Regions from separate parts of the Homo sapiens genome. Here region 1 is linked to region 2. Evidence: chromatin contacts called from ENCODE Hi-C or POLR2A ChIA-PET data. All regions are on one chromosome and are shown on one strand. Each heading gives the region's core, a stretch centred on a gene start or an enhancer-like site at or near the end of the contact. The rest is flanking DNA. Distances are from core to core; before and after follow the strand shown. Region 1 has its middle 88 kb from the start of MIR3125. Region 2 overlaps LOC105373430 (a long non-coding RNA gene).

What was found. Hi-C counts contacts between places; a loop is a spot of excess contacts on that map. ChIA-PET counts read pairs that join two places held with the same protein, here RNA polymerase II (POLR2A). Pooled maps may share reads with other maps.
Region 1: a pooled map shows a loop between it and region 2 (3-fold over the local background). The contact joins two enhancer-like sites. A Hi-C loop is called at or near these places in 1 of 168 maps with a recorded cell type or tissue (ascending aorta) and 6 of 50 pooled maps. POLR2A ChIA-PET finds 5 or more read pairs at or near these places in 1 of 52 experiments (activated naive CD4-positive, alpha-beta T cell).

Annotation. Positions count from the first base shown.
Region 1 is chr2:12,821,480-12,828,342 of GRCh38, reverse strand. No RefSeq gene overlaps it. Among named protein-coding and RNA genes, the nearest start is that of MIR3125, 88 kb to the right of the region's middle. Within about 2 kb of position 3,769, at least 11 of the 41 ENCODE cell types and tissues checked have a DNase peak (open chromatin) inside an H3K27ac peak, as active enhancers do.
Region 2 is chr2:11,859,524-11,866,570 of GRCh38, reverse strand. LOC105373430 (a long non-coding RNA gene) reads right to left here. Exons shown (of 5, transcript XR_922803.3): 5 at 287-721. Among named protein-coding and RNA genes, the nearest start is that of MIR4262, 26 kb to the right of the region's middle. RefSeq lists a silencer at 2,719-2,768 and enhancers at 3,039-3,088, 5,655-5,754. Within about 2 kb of position 2,375, at least 11 of the 41 ENCODE cell types and tissues checked have a DNase peak (open chromatin) inside an H3K27ac peak, as active enhancers do.

The sequences.
Region 1 (6,863 bases), core at 2,520-5,019, 960 kb before region 2:
TCCCAAAGTGCTGGGATTACAGGCGTGAGCCACCGTGCCAGGCCCACACACACCATATTTTCTTTATTTATTTGATAAGGAAGTGCTGGGAAGGGAAGAACATGGTCCCTTTAAATAATATGGAAGTGGGGAAGGGAAGTGCTGGATAGAGGAGGGCATGGTCCTTGGCTAGGGCTTCACTCTCACGGACCTAGGTAAGGACAGGCATTCCCTACCCAAATGTTGCATTTCCCAAGACTACCCTGTCCTGCCATGCCCCCATCCTGTGCCCATAAAACCCCCTGAGACCCCAGCAGGCAGACATGGATATGGAGAGAAGCACATCAGCAGAGGAATAGGCAGGCAGCTGGACATCCAGAGGAACACACACACCGACAGGCACCAGCATCCCGGCAGGCCACCAACCAGCAGAATGACGCAGAGTTTGCCTGGGGCAGTCAGAGGGAGAGCCCAGGCCGCTGAGCGCCTGACTCCAGGGGAAAACCTTCCCACTCCATCCCCTCTTGACTTCCCCCATCTGCTAAGAGCTACCTCCGCTCAATAAAACCTTGCACTCATTCTCCAAGCCCACGTGTGATCTAATTGTTCCAGTACACCAAGGCAAGAACTCAGGATACAGAAAGCCCTCTGTCCTTGTAACAAGGTAGAGGGTCTAACTGAGCTGGTTAACACAAGCCACCTATAGATGGCAAACAAAGAGCGAAACTAAAAGAGCACCCTGTAACCCACACCCACTGGGAGCTATGATATTCGCCCCTAGACGCTGCCGTGGTGCCGGATCCCCAAAGCCTGCCCCTCTGTATGCTCCCCGAGAGGTTTGAGCAGCAAGGCACTGAAGAAGCGAGCCACATGCCGTGTGAGGGGGACAGGGGAAGCTTTCCCATTCCATATTCATCCACTGATGGACACTGAGGTTGATTCCATATTTTGGTTAGTGTGAATAGTGCTACAATGAACATGGGAGTGTAAATATCTCTCAATCATATTGATTTCATTTTATTTGGCTGTATACCCAAAAAGGGGATTGCTGGATCACATGATAGTTGTATATTTAGCTTTTTGAGGAAATTCCATTCTGTTTTCCACAATGGCTGTACTGATTGACATTCTTACCAACCGTATATAAGGGTCCTCTTTTCTCCACATCCTCACCAACACTGGTTGTTTCTGGTCTTTTTGATGAAAGACATTCTAACAGGTAATATTTCATCATGGTTATAATTTGCATTTCTCTGCTGATTAGTGATGTTGGGCATTTTTTTTTTCTTTTTCTTCTTGGCCATTCATATGCCTTATTTTGGGAAATGAGCGATTTTAATGTAACCATGCGGTAGGCAGGACTTCCAGTATTGGAGAAAGGAGTCTCTGTTCTTTGCTTCCCTTAATGTGTTCTCACACTGTTTTTACGTCATAAACTTGAGGTTTGTTTTGTTCTTTTTTCTTGGATGGAGCTGTTGTATGGACTAGAAGTTGTAAGAATCTAAAATCAAGTAAAACAAATAGCAACATCAGAAAGATTTTAGAAGTTAGCTGGTTCAGTTCCCTCAATTTCTAAATGGGCAAGCCAGAAACCTACACGTAAGAAAGGATTCCTTAGAGTCACACAGGCTGTTTGTAACAAAATCCAAAGAATATGTTTGTCTCTTGAATTCTAGTGTCCTGTCCCCTATACTTTTGATACTCAAAGTGTGGTCCATGGACCATCCACACTGGCCTAAGCTGGGCGTTTGTTAGACACTTAGAATCTCAGCCCTTTCCCCAGACCTACTGATCAGGTTCTGCATTTTGGCAATATCCTAATGTGATTCATATAGACACTACAGTATGAGAACTCTTCCCAGAGGAAAGGGGAAAACAGAGGATGTCAGCTTACCTAGGGAATGGACAAGAGGTATGTATGTTTGGGGTGAGGGGCGGGGTGTGGGTGTATGAGGGTGTGGGACACAGATGGAAGAACCTCAGCCTGCTATTGTCTGTAAAGATAGACAACTTCAAAAATAATAATAATAAATAGCTTTACCTCTTCCCCCTTCTTTCACGCAAAATTTCTAAGTAGTATCGAGAAGCATAAGTATCTCAGATGAATCCCTGGGATGAGATTTTAGATTTGGCATGAAATTAGGCACGCTTAATGTTGCTCTTTACCAAATCACAGACCCATCAGAAAAGGAAAACAAAGGAACAATTTTCACTTTGTGTTAATAAAACTGTGCTTTGCTCCTTTGCCCTTGGAGTAGCAGCATGAACAAGGAATTGCAAGAAAATGTGGAGTGGGAGGTAGAAGATCTGTATTTCAGAATAAATGCAGTGCATTTTTTAAAGAAAATTAATTCCCATTTTTCTCAGAAGGGCGAGAGATACTCTATTATTGGGAGGCAAAAGTAAACACATTTTTTTTCTCTTCTTTCAAATAGCCTGTCATTTACCTTTTAGCATTACACATTCCTAAGGAGAATTTTTACCCCAGAAATAAAAACCTATGTTCTCTGCCATGAGAAACCCACTTTTTTTTTTAATGATCTATGTCCTGTCCCAAAGTACTACTGCTAATAGCATCTCCATTAACCCTTACATTATGAGTTTTATGTAGCTGAAAGTATCTACTCAAATCTTTTGCAAGTGTGTACTAAATTATAACTCCCATATTTTTGAAGGGTTCCTTTTGGGTTCCTATTTAAATGGTAGGCTGAAAACCTGTTTGTAGGGAAAAAGACAAAAAACAAAAAAAAACCCCACAAAAACAAGAACAGAAAACAAGCAACAAAATATTGTTTAAAAATATTTTATTTGGATCTACTCTTCCATCTACTTTGTGCTAACTATATGAGGCTTCGTCGAAACAACAATTTCTCAAGGAAGAGCTTATTATTCTGATAATGGAGATGAAGATTTAGAGGTGAAAGAGGTTAATTAACTCGTCACACTGTCAAGCCAGAACCAGAAGCAAAAGCCACGTATGCACAAGGCTCAGGTCCTCACACCACATGGTTCCTGTCCAAGCTGCGTCCAGGGCACCTGACTTCCAACAGCCACTATGGAACACAATCAAGGAAACAAAATCCCCTTGGGAGGGAGCAGATGACAACGCAGGCGAGGGGACATGGGCGTTTTCCTGGATGGGTCCCTTGGGGTTCTGGGAAACTATGACCACAAATCAGAGGGCCTGCCCAGCATTGTGTAACTGCAGTTCAGAACCAGAAAGTTCTCCTTCCCCTAGGAAAGGCTCCAGCAGGCCTGTCATGAAAAACCACTTTTCTGGACCTCTTTTCTTGAGCTCAAGTTGCATGGAAGAAATGAACTTGGAGATTCCGGCTGGCTTGAGGAATGGATGACCAACAAGTTTTGAACAAAGCAATCCCACTTCCTCTCTGTAGTGTCCATTTGAGCTAGACAAAATGCTCCTTTTGCCAGAGATGACTCCCTGGTCTACGCTGGCTGCTTGGAAAAGCCCTCTCAGACAGCCGCGGTAAATCACTAGGCAGCCACTCTCTGCAAGCCCCATGGCAGCCACGGTGCAAAGAGTGATTTATCAGGCAGCTTCCAACACAGCTTAATTTTTGGAGGCAGGCAAAAGATGCCAAAAGGCTTTCAAAGCTGAGCCAGAATCCCCCAAAAGAAGGAAGCAGGAGAGACACTTTGAGGAGGGGCCCAACCAGCTGCTGGAGCATCTGTGGCGGCGAGTAACTCCTCCAGGGAGCTGGGAGCTGGCATCTGGCAACCTTTCTTCCCTCCTTCTGTGTCTGTGTTCAGAAATGGAAATCCTGGGGCGGTCCAATCAGGAGACAAGAATGCTCCCTCCCTCTCCCCTCCCTGGAAACCCCTCCCCCTTCATGCTTCCTTAGACAGGAAACTAAATTGCTGGGATGGGCCACCCTAATTGCTACTCTTTTAATAACTTGGTTCACTCCTTGAAGTTTGTGTAAACATCTTGGAATTCCTGTAGTTAAGGCAAGGAGGAGAAGCATATGACTTGCAGGACAGCCCCTCTACTGCAATGAACTGGCTTCTGAGGAGTCAGAGAAGAATGAGTCAATCAACACGGCCCCTCTGGAGAAGGTCCCCTTCCTCTCCACAGCCCCCAGAAGGTCCTGGAACTTAGCTTCACAGGTGTCCACCGGACTTCCCCCGCCGCCTGCACCTAGGAGACTATGTGTTGTCCTCTCCCTCCTAACTACCTGGATGCACTCCTAGGATGCTCACACACTCCTCACCTGCACTGGCAGAGCACCACAAATGCAGCCCAATATTCCACCTTTTCCTTCACATCATGATCCTGGAAAGGACCCATAGAGGTTATTTCATTGCATAAATAAGAATTCTGAGAGCACCCAGAGAAGTTAAGAGATTTGCCCAGAACAGCTCAGCAAGGTGTTGTCAGAGCAAAGACCCCAGGACTGGCCTCATCACCCAGCCAGGCCTCACGGTGAGGCACTCGCCTGCTCTCCTAGAGAGTGCTGGACTTTTCCATAGCTGCCAATCAGGTTTCGGATCTGGGATTTTCAGAGCCAGCCTTTCTCCGTGGCATCAAGGAAGGCTTTTATATCTTCCTCCATATGGAGTGAACAAGTGAAAAGAACTATTTGAAAACCAACAGAGTAGGAGGGGGCTGGGAAAGACACATGACTTCATCGGGTGCCATCTATTTCTTTCAACTCCTGTCCTTTTTGTACAATTGTTTTGTTTTATGGGGGTTTAGGAATTCAGACGCTGTGGTTTATTAGAAGCTCAAATAATTTGATGCAAGGGTAGGTAAGAGGTCTGAGAGGTGTTTGCTGCTTGGTAGCAGAAACAAGACGTTTTCTATTTTTCCTGTTATAGAAAAACAAACCTTCTAAATTCCCCTCTCCATGAGGGGACTGGGCTGGGGTTAGACAGGCTGTCCTGACAGCAACACAGCCAATGTCAGGGCACAGAGGCTCTTCCAGCCCTGTGAGAGGCACTGAGCAACAAGAGAGAGAGGCATTGCCAACTCCGAAAAGACCAAGTACAGCAGGTCCTTGAATAATGTCATTTTGTTTATTATAATATTGATGAGAAAAAAAAAATCAATTCCTCATCAGGACCACTGTCTCTGTGGAGTCTGCATGTTCTCCCACGTCTGCGTGGGTTTTCTCCGGGTACTTCGGTTTCCCTCCACATCCCAAAGATGTGCACCTGAGGTGGGGATTGGTGTGTCTGCGTGGTCCTAGTGTGAGTGCGTGTGGGGGTGTGTGTGAGTATGCCCCGCAATGGGAGGGTGTCCTGTCCAGGGCTGCTTTCCATCCTGAGCCCTGTTTCCAGGACAGGTTCTGGCCAGTCATGAACCTAAACTGAAATTAGTGGGTAAATAATTCTCTTACTTGTTTTTGTTTATCTTTCTTAAACATATGCATAGCTCACATTTATTTTCATGTTTAATATGGACATGCGTTGGCCTTTATTTACAAGTCGGTGATGTTTTTGTGACCAGAAATAAATCATAGAAATTTAATTCTTATTTATATCAATTAACCCATGGGAAAATTGGTTTCAGTGTAAGTGGTTGAGCTTAAAGTCTCAGTTTCCAAGAGCCTATTGACGAGGGTAAGGTATATCTTCTAAAAAACTAATGCTGAACACTTTAAGTCCCAAGAACTGTTTCGATGAGAATTTTAATTCAATTTCAGCCAGCGTCTAAGTGTTGTTACACATTTTTCTGTCTTCTTAAATAACACCACATTTTATTTTTGGTGTGGGGTCATCTTAGAAAATAATAAATATTTATCGAGGAGTTCACTATAAATATAAATATTCTCAGGTTTTTGGACACTTTTATGTTTTGTGACCTTATAACATTTTTGCTACAAAATGACATTTTTGTATTCATCAAAAATACTTTAATAGGAAGAGAGAAAGCACAGAGTAGTAGTGGAAAACTACACTAGGATTGCAAGCATTGGCTTCCAATGCCAGCAGTTCTGGATATCATAAGGGCTCAGTGTACAGGAACCAATCCAAAGGGGTCAGTAGCAGTTTCAGAGCAAGATCCCAGACTCAGGTGGAACTGGGTTTGGGATGAAAGCACATCAGGAACCAGAAAAAATAATTTTTTCAGTAGGTCTTGGGCACCACCAGGTGTCTGCAGATATCTTCAAGGGCTGACAGGTAAGTTGGTCTTTGGTGAGTGGAGTTATCTGAAATGGCCAGTGGCAGCAGGGATCAACTCAAGAAGGCAACTTCTCAGTGAAGCGACGTGTTATGGGGCAAGAGATTTAGCATAGTAAGTAAGGCATGGTTAGTATTATTTTAATATAGAGAATGTTGGCAGAGACTGTCTTAACTCTGAGATGTTCAGGTTCAAAACATTCTGGGACATTAGCCATGAAAACTAGAACTGGGTTCTAAGGACAGAAAATGAAGGGTGAGGAAACCTAAATAGAGTAGGATGGTGGGTAAGGAGGCTGAGCTGATCATGACAGTCACCCCAGCAGGGTATGACCAATGTCCAACTCACAAAAGATGTGGTTTCAGAACATGTCAGTCCTAGATGGGTGGGGGAGGATGATGGTAAAGGTGCCCATCTGAAGGCTGGTGCGTCCTAAAGGATTAGAAATGACTTAGTGTTAAGAAAATGACTAATGCTTCAGACTTTGCAGGCAGGCAGGACCCTGGGTTTGAATTCTGCCCATGTCATTTTTCATACAGGCAGAATTCAAACCCAGGAACCTGTCTTATGATCTCAGGTGCGTTATCTAAATTCTCTAAGTCACGATTTTCTCATCCAGAAAATTAATATCTATTCCATCTAAAAGGGATGAGTTTAAAGACTGGTCACCATTGTGTTTGTGTGAAGTGATGTAAGAAGAAGGAGGAAGGGCAGGAGGTGGAGGAGAAGGAAGGCGGAA
Region 2 (7,047 bases), core at 1,126-3,625:
CTTCTCCTGCCACTCACAGCCCACTCCACCCTATTTGCTCAGCACTCCAGCCAAACGAAACAGCTGGCTATTCTCAGGCAGGAGGCACGACGATTGTACCTTACTTATGCCATCGCCTCTGCTTGGGACACCCTTTTGCACAGTCAGACTCCTACACAGAGCTTCAAGACTTGCCCTGGGAAGACTCTTCTGACCCCTCAGATAAAATAAGTATCTCTTTCTCTCGTGTTCCCACGACCTATTTATCTTAGGTCAGGTTTTCTAGAAGCAAAGGCTAAGACAGGGATCCTTGTGCAAGTGATTTATTAAGGGAGTTCTCCTGGGAGAACCCTTAAGGAGAGGGAAGCAGAATAGGCCAGTGGGAAAAGCCAAGCAAAGATGCAGGCTCAGCTGAAGTCCACGTGGAGGCCGAACAAACCCTCAGAGTCGGCCCACCTGAGGCAAGTTGTGTCTGGCCTTCTGTGCCCCCTGCTATCAGTCAACCACAGCTGGAAGCCATCCCCAGACAAAGGACATGACCTTCCAGGCATTTCCAAAGCAGCACCCGTTACCCAAGACGATTCAAAGGGAAGGGCGCAGCTGTAGGCCGGGTGAGCCATCAGGTAAAAGGGCGCTGGGGGCACCGGCACTGTCACTTATCATCCGCCCCTCACACCTGCGCTTCACAGGCAGTTCACTCCATTAAGCACAGCGTGTTCTGGATTCTGGTTGATCACAATTTCTGGAGAAACATAAAAGAGCAAGGATGTTAGGATGAACTGCCGCCTCCACTGCTGAGTGGGTCCCAAGTTTGTCTCCGAAACTCACCATTTCCCTTTTCCACCAGCGATACAACATTTCCCTCCCCAGCAGCTGGGAGGTCTGCTGAGCTATGTGGATTTTCCTGAGGGAGATGGTACCCAGATCTTCACCTGGGGCAGCGGGGTGCAGGGAGGGTCTAGCCCCCGGGTTTCTTGTTCTTATTAGGCCATAGCTGCGGAACCTTTCCATTTCCTCTTAGAATTGAGTGTGGGAGTGCCGGGGGTGCCCAAGGGATCACCTGATGCCCAACACATTTCCTCCTGCCCCCACTGTGAAGCATTATGAAAGCAGCAGCTCACTGTTTCCTCGTGATGAGCACGGTTCATTACTCTTTTTTGTTTGTTTCTTTCTTTCTTTTTGAGACAGAGTCTTACTCTGTCACCCAGGCTGGAATGCAATGGCGCAATCTTGGCTCACTGCAACCTCCATCTCCCAGGTTCAAGCAATTCTCCTGCCTCAGCCTCCCGAGTAGCTGGGAATACAGGTACCCACCACCACGCCCAGCTAACTTTTTAGTAGAGACGAGGTTTCACTATGTTGGCCAGGCTGGTCTCAAACTCCTGACCTCAGGTGATCCACCTGCCTCGGCCTCCCAAAGTGCTAGGATTGCAGGCATGAGCTACCATACCTGGCTGGGTTCATTACTCCTACCGAGGTAGTAACTCCTTTCCTTGCCCAGTGATCTATTGGCACATGAACCCAAAATGACCGGGCAGCAACTGCAGCTTTACGTTTAGTGGGCTCTTTACTGTATTCCCTGATGGTATTAATAATTATTTCCCCTCCGGGCACCAAGAGCTTTAGATCCTCAGAGCCTAAAATTGCAGAGACAGACACAAATCCCCACGTGATTGCTCGGGGTGATGGGGAGCAGAGCCACTGCTGCTTCCATTTCGGGGTTCCTGGACCCACCCCTTCCATCTATTCTGCAGCAGGGCTCACTCCAGGGACTACACCTGCTCTGTCTTCTCACTCCCCTTTGCGCAGACTTTGAGAGCAGGGTTCATTTGTATTGCTCTGTGTACATACACTCACTCCCACTGCCCTGCATCAGTAAGGCCACTGATGGAGGAGAAAGGTGCTTTCACATGCCACATATGCCACACCTCTGAGTGGTATGGCTCATTTTCCTCAAGCAAAATATCAGGACCATGGTCCTAATACCTAACACCAGGATGATGGGTCAGGATGTTAAATTGGAGCCAACTCAGGATATCTACAAAAGCAAAATGGCTACTCAATTTGGGTAAAGAGCTGGCAAAGTTAAAAAATATCATAAGCAGTCTATATGTGGTCAGGAAGAAGGGGGACACCGAAGACCAGGATATATAAAGGCTCTGATCCTGGCGGAAATTCAACTTTGGAAATTAGGCTCATTTCTCTGCCAGGCCAGGCTCCCCTTATTTGGAAATCAGGGCAGCGAGATTGTCACCTGGGGTCACAGCAATGCACCAGGTCTCTGTCCCAAGGACCACAGTCTGTCCAGGCTCTGGGAGTGGAGGATGGGCTGGGCAGGGTGTGTGTATGGAATGTGCTAGACAATGGCCAGCTCCCTGGCCACAGCCAACCCTGAATATCCTGCCTTGGCCAGAAGGGTCCTGGAGAGGAAGCAGACACCGAACAATTGGGAAAGGTCTAAAAACCGCAGGAGTCGGCTGAATACAGCCAAGAGGCTGCCCAGTGATGCAATTCATGGGAGACAAAAAAAAAGAAAGAAAGAAAAGGAAAAAAAAAAAAAAAAGAAAGAAAAAAGAGCCCTCCAATCCTACCCAGGAGCATTCATCATTCAGCGTGACCTTCCAGGAATCTGCTGACAGACACAAAGTGTTTTGTGTAACTTTCTGCCTGGGACCTGGAATGACTGACGTGTCCCAGAGAAGGGGCGGAAGGGAGCTGGATGGTGGGGAGACTGGGGGAGGCGGGCAGCCTCGGTTCCCTGCAGGGGATTGTTGGGCACCATCTGCTGGTGGCAAGGGGAACGACACCCCACCTCTGACCCAACAAAGGAAAGCAATGTCTTGGGAAGCAAGTACTGAGGGAGGGCGTCGGGGAGAGGAACACAAACACACTTCTCACCTGCTGAGCCAGAGGCTTCCACAGGTACCTTCTGGTTAGGAAAGAGTTGCTATGCCCATCTTACAGATGGGAAACTGAGGTTCAGGGAGGTGATTAATTTCACCAAGGGTAAGAATGGACGAATTTGTTGCCATTGAATAACCATTCCTTGTTCTGAACTCATTCACAGAGGCTGGAATAGTTCCTGGAACATAAATGCTGGCTGAGTGAATGGCTGAATATGGCTTGAGAAGTAACTTGTGTTTTTGTACTATGCCTGTCTGAACCCAACAAAATAGGAAAAAGTCAATGCAAACCGAGAGTGGTGGCTGCGATTGCAGATGGCTCTCCGGAAACGCCCAGTGCATGACATCCTCCCCGCCTCCTGTTTCATCTGACAAGATTACAAACTACTTCAAAGCCTAGGGTAGGTTTTACTCCTTGTTGACCTCAACCTAGCATTTAGCTGTCCTGGAGGGGCCACAGAAGGAAGAAAGACGATGGAGCTGCATAGGCAGGCACCAGATTTCAAAGAGTCTCAAACCGGTGCAAGGTGACAGGTGACAGGCTACCACTGAAGTTCTGAAGAACCCTTTGCTATTGTGACAGCTTTTCGCCAGCCACCCAGTTGTTTCATGTCTCAGTGGAGGACCCTTATCTTCTCAAAGGTCTAGTGATATTCAGGTACATCAAGCCTTTTCATGCTGAATTCTACCAACATGTCCATCCATCCCGTCCTAATCCCACCCCCCGACACACACACACACACACACACACACACACACATCCTTCCCCCAAACACAGAAACATACCTACACACCAACACTCCTACACACAGGCAAAAACTTCACCAGTCATCAACTGTTACACAGTAAACATCAACATCTCTAAACGCTGAGATAGGTAACATCTTTGAATCCTTGCAATTAATTCCTCCATTATCCATTATTCCTCCATTCTCTCTGACTGGGATGAACATCGCCCTCGGGCAAACTCCCGTTCAACCGTCAAGGCCTATATCCAACATCACCCCACTCTTTGAAACCTTTCCCTACCCCATCACCATTTAGTGTTCCCTTCTCTGACTACCCGGGGAATATGTTTGGAGTTGACAATAACACTTAAAGCATTGTCTTCATGTGTGCATGCTGTTGATGTAAGTAGTAAGAGTTCATTGAATGAATAAATGAACAAATGAACACAGTTTCTTAAAATCCTCTAAGAAAAAGAAAAGGAATTGAGCCAGCTGGAAAGGGAACCTGGCCATCACCAGCCGCTGCAATTCTAGCTTTGGACCCAGGCAGCTCTCAGCCCCTTGGCCTGACCTGGCACCTTTCCACAGATGTGACTGACTGCCCTTCTCAATGTGGGAGGGAAAAGGGAGGCCCCTAACTAATGGAGGGAAATGCACAACTAGTCATCGAGAAAAATTACCTTCAAAAAACAGCAGCATGTCAGAAGCTTTGAGAGCTGAAAGTTTCAACATCCAGCAAATCTCCCCAGACACTTTTAGGCCAGCATTGAACACTCATTTCTTGTTCTCAGGCTCTGACCTGTCTTGGTATTTACCTAGAAAAGATGACTTCCAGACTGCCTGAGAGACATGCACCGTGACTATTGATTAAATGAATGATTTTTAGATGAGAGCATGAAAATAGCCAAAAACCAGTAGTCAATCCACTCATCCAAGATTTTCAGCCTTGTCCCGAGCCCCTAAGTTCTGGATTGGAATGATCCCTCCAGGAAGAAGAAGGACACCAACATTTACTGAGCATCTACTATGCCTCTGCCACTGTAGCTGCACAGCTCGGCTTCAGGGTAGATGTTATCCTTTCCTGACAGATTAGGAAAGAAGCTCAGAGAGGTGAAGTAATGTGCCCAAGGGTACTCAGCTTGTCTGTGGGGCAGCAGGGCTCACTCCGAGGGCATCGAGGCCAGTGCCCTGCCCACTCCACAGCCTCTCCCTGCACACTGAGGGGGCTAGAGACCAGGTAGGAGAGACTACTCACTTCCTTGGGTTATTTTTCTCTAAATTACCCCTTCTCGACTCCTCATCCCATGTGGGAATGATATCAACTCTGAAAAGGGTTTGAGAGAAACTTCTATCTACTGAGAGAGAAACAGCAGAAAGGACAGCAGAACTGGAACCCATTGTTATTCATTCAACAGGCACGTGTGCTGCAAGCCCACTGTGGGCCAGGTGTGGACCGGTGGAGAGTTGATGCAAGGCCTGCCTCCAGCGGGGCTCTGCCCATCCCATCCTTGGCACAGCATGGGAGAACCAACACAGCCCACTCCTTAACTGGGGAACATAATACTAACTAAGCTTGCAACTAGACATGCCACCAGATTTAAGTAGAGCTTGGCAAAGGCAGAAAAGCCAGAAGATCGTATCTTGCTGGCTGTGAAACTAAGTTTCAGGCTAGCAAACCCTTGCTCAGCCTTCCAGAACAGTATTACCATGAAGCGTTCAGAAACACTCATTGCAAAAGCCAAAAATCACCTTATTTGGGGAACATAGAGGCAAGGAAAAATGCTGAGTGTGGATCTTATAGAGAGAATAACTGGCACATCCAAACAGCAAGACCTTCCCTCTGGGAGAGCAGAATCCCCATCAGCAGCAGAGATATTTGCACCTTTATTTCCCATTTATTTATTCATTAACAAAAATGCATAGAGTGACTACCAGGTCCCAGGCCCTGTCCTAGGCACTGGAGCTGCAGCAGGGACAAAATGGACCAAATGTCTCAGCCACACATGGCTCACATGCCAGTGGGAGAAGACAGGTAAAACCAGGAAGTAAATCCTAAGCAACTCAGGAAGACAATAAGCCCCATGGGGAAGCTGTAGTACAGCAGGCAAAAGGGCCAAGAAGTGCAGGTGGCTCTGTGCAGCACTCAGAGAGTACACCCATGGGAGAGACATGCTTCTGGTCCCCTTTGAGGAGCTGCTGAATAGTACCTGAGTCAGAGCCATTTATAAAAGCAGTGGCAGATGCAAGATGCCCTCATGGAAATCTGCACAAGGGTTCAAGAGTCAGAGAAAGAGACCCCATATTCTTCCTGGATGGATAAAGGAAGGCTTCCTGGAGGAGGTGGCTTGTGAACCAATGTTGGCCAGCAGACCTGGGGCACTGGCTCATTTCAGCCCACAGTCAAAGGCATAAGTGCACATGAGCAGATGTCAGTCCCCGGCAGCATTGTCTAGCCTAGTGTGCTAGTTTGCTAGGGCTCCTGTAACAAATATCACAAGCTAGGTGGCCTAAAACAACAGAGATTTATTTACGTCCTCACAGTTCACATCCAACATCAAGGTGTTGGCAGGGTTGGTTCCTTCCAAGGCCTCTGATATGGTTGGGCTGTGTCCCCACCCAGATCTCATCTTGAATTGTAACTCCCACAATTCTCACGTGTCATGGAAGGAACCCAGTTCCATAGGGGCAGGTCTTTCCCATGCTGTTCTCATGATAGTGAATAAGTCTCATGAGATCTGATAGGTTTAAAAATGGGAGTTTTGCTGCACAAGCTCTCTCTGCCTGCTGCCATCCATGTAAGATGTGACTTGCTCCTCCTTGCCTTCCGCCATGATTCTGAAGCCACCCCAGCCAAGTGGAACTGTAAGTTCATTAAACACTTTTTTTTTTTTTTTTGAGATGGAGTCTCTGTCGCCCAGGCTGGAGTGCAGTGGTGTGATCTTGGCTCACTGCAGCTTCCACCTCCCAGGTTCAAGAGATTCTCCTGCATCAGCCTGTTGAGTAGCTGGGATTATAGGCATGCACCACCATGCATGGCTAATTTTTTTGCTGTTGTTGTATTTTTAGCAGAGATGGTGTTTCACCATGTCCTCCAGGCTGGTCTTGAACTGCTGACCTCAAGTGATCCACCTTCCTTGGCCTCCCAAAGTGCTGGGATTACAGGCACAATTACTGGGATCCACCACACCCAGCCTAAACCAATTTCTTCCCAGTCTTGGGTATATCTTTATCAGCAGCATAAAAACAGACTAATACAGCCTCTCTCCTTGGTGTGCCAATGGCTCAGACAGCCACCTTCTCCATGTCCCCACGTGGCCACCCCTCTTGCTCACATCCTGGTCGCCCTGTGTGTCCCAATTTCTTCCTCTTCCAAGTCATGGGTCAGATGGGATTAAGACCCACCCTAAAGTCCTTCTTTTAGTTTAATCACCTTTTTT